Regions from separate parts of the Mus musculus genome. Here region 2 is linked to region 1. The links are chromatin loops, found by intact Hi-C in ENCODE. Cell type or tissue: left cerebral cortex. All regions are shown on one strand. Links, peaks and the distances in the headings refer to the core of each region. The heading gives the core; the rest is flanking DNA. Region 1 overlaps Prdm12 (PR domain containing 12). Region 2 overlaps Ass1 (argininosuccinate synthetase 1).

Region 1 (2,908 bases), core at 255-2,754:
ACAAAGGCTGGGACACAGGTGTGAACTTACACACTACAGCCCACACATCTGACTGACCCAGAAGTCCTTGAGGAGAGCAACAGGCCTAACCTTATCCAGCCTTGAACTCGCGCTGGCCTCACCCTGTCCTTCCTACTCCTTGGTCTTCATGAAGGTAGGTATAATGGTTAGTGATGTCAACCTCACAGAATCTAGAATCACCGGGGAGAGGGGCATCTGAGCATGCATATGGGGGGGGGGTACCATGGTTACATTAATGGAGGTAGAGGGACTAGCTCACTGTGGGCCACTCCATTCCCTGACCCGGATCCTGGATGGAGAAAAGGGACTGAGCAACGTGTGTCTCCATTCACTGTTCTTCTTGCTGTGGCTGTGGTGTGAACAGGGGGTTAGGGCCGCTGCTGTTTTAATTCCCCCACCATATGTACTGTACTTTGAACCAAAATAAACCCTTTTTCCTTTAAGTTGTTTGTGCCAATGTGCCACAGTACAGGAAAAGAAACTAAGACCCAAAGCCTGCAAATGGATGTGGCAGATTACTGAGGACTCCAGGACTCCTGGTGGTCCGTCTGGCCCACCGCTGCCCCCTTAACCCAATCCAAGTTTATTGTTATGAGAACAAACAACTCCTAAGCCATGTGTAGGTGGGTAAATTGTACTGGAGGGACCCCACACTGCAGCTGGCTAAACTACAAGAACTCTGTCCTGCTCCTTCACTCTTCCCAGTCACTCTGCACTGTGGCTTTTCTTGGGGACAGCAGCTTTTCGTTACCGAAGGTACAACAGTGAATTTTAGCAGCAGTCAGTGGAACAACCCCTCTAGCCATTTCCAAATGTCTCCATTGTTTCCAAATGTCTCAGACATTTGGACCTTGCACCCGGGTAGGGGCCAAGTGATACATGTTCCAAGTAATTTTTATTTTAGAATACAAGAGAAGTACAAATGTATTTACAGTTTACATATACAATCAAATAATATATATCACAGTTTCGTAAATATCATCTTAGATAAACATTTACAAAGTTAAAGTGACTGTTTTCTGGGAGTAGAACACACTTTCTTGAAAACTCTATACATGTTATACTTTTTGTTAATATTATTATAGTTTTGTGGGTTTTTTTAATTATTATTACAAACGCCCTGGTGTTTGGATGGAGTGTGTGTGTGTGTGTGTGTGTGTGTGTGTGTGTGTGTATTGGAGGGGACGAGAATTCTGGTAAATGACAAGGTTTGAAATGACACCAGAGGGCGCCCACGGACAGATCAGGGAACGGCGTGGGCAGAGGCGCGTGGGAATGTGGGCTTCGTGGGGAAGAAACCTGGGGGCCCTCCGCGCACCTCAGACAAACTTTCTGGGCGGAGAAGCCAACCTCGGCTCCAGACAGCCCCGTATGGTCGCTCATTCTCTTGTTTGGGGACTTAATAGGATGGAAGTGAGAGTGCCTCTCCATTCCTAAACTCAGAAGACAGGAGAGATTTAGGAGAGGGAGCACTGATCTAATTACTGCGTTCTATAGATGGGGAAACTGAAGCCCCAAAAGGGTCAGGGTCTTGCCCACGGGCTGTGGTAAATGTCTCTTGTGACTCCACTCTCAATCTGCCCAGCACACTTCAAAAAATATATTGTCGTCTTGTCCTTCCCTGGGAGCTGGAGGCTAGGGAAAGTAGCCTGAAGGAAAGCAGGGCCCCCCGAATGATCAGGTCTCTCCCGGTCTGTGCTAATCACTTTAGGGCTCCAATCACAGCCAAGGGTCAACGTCATTCCCTCCACTCGTGACACATCAAGACACCATTCCCAGGAGGCAGAGATAAGCATTGCCCTCCCCAAGCCCACTCTGGGCCAAGGAGGTAGCTCTCTCTTCCACTCCCAACTACTCAGCTCTCTTTGGAGATCGTCTGTTCCCCCTCTCCTGTCATCTAGGACAGAGATGTCCGCGTGGAGACGCGGCCCTGCAGGAGGGACACTCCGAGATGGGGCCGGGCGTGGGGACCGACTCTCAAGAAGAGAGGACAGGGCAGCAGCCACACCAGCCGGGTGGCCTGGGCAAAGGGGACGTCGCCCCTCGGCGTCCTCCTCTGCAAGACGGATCAGGAGTGGGTTCCGGGTAGCCGGTGCCTCAGCGGCGCGCAGCGCGGGGGGTCGGGTCCGTCGCGGAGGCGGCTGGGAGGCGCGTGCGCGTGGGGCGCGTGCGCGGCGCTCACAGCACCATGGCCGGCAGGTGGTGTGCCGCGGCGGCGGCAGCGGCGGCGGCGGCAAGCGCGGGCGCGTGAGCGTGGGGCGCGGGTAGTGCGGGCGAGTGCGCTTGCAGCGCGGTGCTGGGCGGCCGGTGGCGCGCGCTCTTCTGGTGCGCGCGCAGGCCGGCCAGCTGCGAGTAGGCGCTCTGGCACACCTGGCACTTGTAGGGACGCTCGCCCGTGTGCAGGCGCACGTGGTTGCGCAGCGTGGACGACTGGCTGAAGCGGCGGTTGCAGAAGCGGCACACGAAGGGCTTGTCCAGCGTGTGGATACGCATGTGCGAGCGCAGGTTGCTGCGCGAGTTGAAGCCGCGGTGGCAGATGACGCAGCGCATGCGGCCCGCGGTGCCGGTCGCGGAGTCCGCCGGGTGGAAGTCCTCTGGCCGCGCGGGCAGAACGCGGGACCCACGGAGCGGGCGGGAGGGAAAGAAAGCAGCCCGGTTAGCACCCACGCCGTGAGACACACAGCCCCAAGGGCGCAGCGGGTCATGGCTGTGATCTAACAGCAGCCAGATTACAGCAGGTCCCCAGCCTGGGAGGATTTGGTGGCCCCAGGAAACCTTAGCCATCTCATCCGAAAGATGGGAGGCAGTCCAGGCATAGTGGCCCAGCACTTCGGGAAAGGGGGGAAGGGGTGGCTGGGCTAAAGGCATTCATTTGCCACCAAGCCTG
Region 2 (2,908 bases), core at 128-2,627, 170 kb after region 1:
CACAGGCTGTGCCTGCAGCCTGGGCTACACTGCCTTACAGTGTCATTGGCTAACTCTTGCCCTTCTTCCAGAATGTTTGACACATCCTGCCAGCGCCCCTGCTGGCTCAGTGTCTCTCAGTCCCACAGCGCCACCATCTGGCTGCACCATGGCCTGGCATACAAGAGTCATGGTGGACATGTAAAATCTCAGTGTTGGGGCTGGAGAGATGGATCAGCTATTAAGAGCACTTGCTGCTCTTGCAGAGGACACGAGTTCTTCTGCACCTACATGGTGGCTCACAACTATCCGTAACCCAGTTCCAAGGGATCCAATGCTTTCTTCTGACCTCTGTGGGTTAATTCACACATGTAGCACACACATCACCTAGGCACACACACAAACACACAAGATAGATAGATAGATAGATAGATAGATAGATAGATAGATAGATAATATTGTAAAGACTCCAAATAAGGAGAAGCTAAGGCAGAATGATGGCAAGTTCAAGACCAGCCTGGGGCACACAGTGAGACCACTGAAAACAAGGAGCCTGGCTAAGCCTTTAAATTCCAGCCTTCAGAAGACAGGCAGGGGCATCTGAGCTTTAGGCCAGGCTGGTCTACATAGCAAGTTCCGGGCTATAAGAACCACCCCAGGCCTTGGCTCCCAGACCATCCAGGTCAAGATAACTACAGGCATATCACCAACCTTCCGCAAAGGCCAGAGACTCAATCTTGAGGTTACCCAAGGCCCTCTCTGCTCTGACGTCCCAGTAGCCTGCGTACACCTTGGCTGTGGAGTCCCCCCTTCCTCAGCGGGACTTTGCCAATCTCTTGCTGGGACCTGCCTTCAGCATTTCCTCATCCCCCAGCCTGGCTCTGCCTCTCCGTCACCATCTCCACCATTCTCTTGGGACAACTGCTTCTCACATGTGCAGTCACCAGTGTGTGCTCCAGGCAGTCAGACACTGCATCTAAGTGCTGATCCCCAGCCTGGGCCCAGGACCTCTCCAGGTCTCCTCTCATTCCCCATTACTTAGATAGACACTGTCTCCTGGGACCGTGGGCTCAGGAAAGAGGTGGAGTGTGTGTCACTTGGAGCCATGTACATGTGGAGACAGGCATAGGAGTATCCCTAAGGACACACAGACCAGGGACAGCAGAGCCAAAGTGGTGCTGGCTCCTGGCGGTCTCCCTGGTCTTCTTGCTGCTCAGGGGCCCTGAGATATTTCAAGTTGGACGGTCTACCCTATAAAAAGTGGGGTCCTGCCAGACTCAATCAAAGCAGCTGTGGGACCCGTGTGGAAAGATCTAGAGCCCTGTGAGTGAAGCCCTGTAAAACTGCTGCAGTCATCAACATCATCATCTGGTGCCCATGCTTCCTCAAACATAAGCCTCTGGTGCCCTCTAGTGGCCATATATGCATATAGCACAGCGAGTAGCCACTGTACAGCAGCTAGCTGGCTTGTCTGTGGCTGGCTGGGCTCTGCCTCACTCAAGACAGAATCAAAAAGAAGTACAGCTCTTTGTTGTACCCAGCTGATTGCCATGGGATGGACCTTCAGAGTCCTGACTCCGGCTTCGGCCAGCATGCCTCCCAAGGTGGGGAGTTCACCGCTGCCAGTTCGGCTCATTTGGAAAGATGCAGTGCCTCAGAGGTTTATTCTGCCGACGCTTGTTCTTAATGACCTGTGTCCTCACCCATCTCCCAAATGGTCCAGGAGCTGGGTGTCAGTTTCACTTTCGATGGCGACACTGGGGCATGCTAGCAGAGCTGAGTGCACAACTCTGAGCCCCAGGTCTGACCTTCTTCCACCTTTGCCACCATGGCTGTCTTCGGGAAGGTGGTACACACTGGAGCCTCATTTGGTCTCCTAGCATGCAACTAAGCAGACTGGGTACCAGAGGAAACTCCTCCAGGGTGGGAAGATGGCTGACCAGTCTCCCCCATTTTACAGCTACTACTCAGGAGAGCTGCTGGCCAATATGCTTTGGGGGAGAACTGCCCAAGCTGGGCTCAGACTCTGCTGTCTCTCCCATAGCTACTCTGTGTCCTCATGGGCCATTTGTTGCCACAGCCTCTTGCCTGAGAGACACTGATCCCTGGTTCTGCACTAAGTCTACCTGTGTTCATCCCCAGAGTACAGACATCATGAAGACAGGGTAGTCTTTCTCCTGTCCCCTGCTCCAAAGCTCCTGGCCCCCGTCCTTCTGTAGTCTTATCAGGTGCCATTCTATTGGGCTTCCCAAGGGCATGCGATAGACTTAAGGGACTCAATTATGTCTGTGACCAGGAGGCACCCTACCCTTGACGCTCCTGCCACAAGCCAGCTGAACAGAATCTAAGACGATGAAGGTGCCCAAGCTTCCACAAACACCCAGTGCCATCCTGGTCATTGGCTATTTCTGGGACCACCCTCAGGTGAGCTCTTTGACGTCAGCCTTAGCTGCATGTCTCCTGTACCTGCATCATCACCAGCCCCATACAGCAAGGTGGTAAGCCTTGTGGGTTACGGGCGGCAGGATGGTTAGGCATGTCCTGTCTCAGACTGCTATCATGGCACCCACTAAATTTGATGGCCCACTCTTTGGAGTTATCAATGCAATTAGGAGCCCTGCCTATCCCCATGGGGTCCTCTTCAGCCTGTGTTGCACATGTGCTAAGGTGATCCTCAAAGCTAGGTGCCACGGCCAGGTGTGGTGGTATAACCCTTTAGTCCGAGAACTGGGGAGTCAGAGTCAGACAAATCTCTGAGTTTCGGGCTAGCCTGGTCTATAGAGAGATTTCCAGGACAGCCATGGCTATAGAGAGAGACACTGTCTTAAAAAAAAAAAAGAGTCAAGTCCCCAGATCTCTGAATGTGACTTTGTTTGGTCTTCACAGAAGGAGTGGATTTCAGAGAGGGCATTAAGGTGTCTGTTATCTG

The links. Peaks named below come from ENCODE experiments on the same cell type or tissue, not always from the same donor. Only the 100,000 strongest peaks of a DNase experiment are listed, where the experiment ranks them.
Region 2: a loop joins it to region 1, with 7 times the contacts of the local background. A loop is called at or near these places in 38 of 42 quality-filtered maps.

Annotation. Positions count from the first base shown.
Region 1 is chr2:31,653,776-31,656,683 of GRCm38, reverse strand. It overlaps Prdm12 (PR domain containing 12), which reads right to left. Exons shown (of 5, transcript NM_001123362.1): 5 at 889-2,615. The coding sequence ends at 2,200. Among named protein-coding and RNA genes, the nearest start is that of Prdm12, 15 kb to the right of the region's middle. In left cerebral cortex, for the core only: a CTCF peak has its summit at 1,264 (motif pointing right); DNase peaks (open chromatin) are centred at 1,275 and 2,376; H3K4me3 peaks cover 1,341 bases; H3K27ac peaks cover 1,010 bases.
Region 2 is chr2:31,481,604-31,484,511 of GRCm38, reverse strand. All of the region lies in intron 5 of Ass1 (argininosuccinate synthetase 1), which reads right to left. Among named protein-coding and RNA genes, the nearest start is that of Ass1, 13 kb to the right of the region's middle. In left cerebral cortex, for the core only: a CTCF peak has its summit at 1,398 (motif pointing left); DNase peaks (open chromatin) are centred at 128 and 1,394.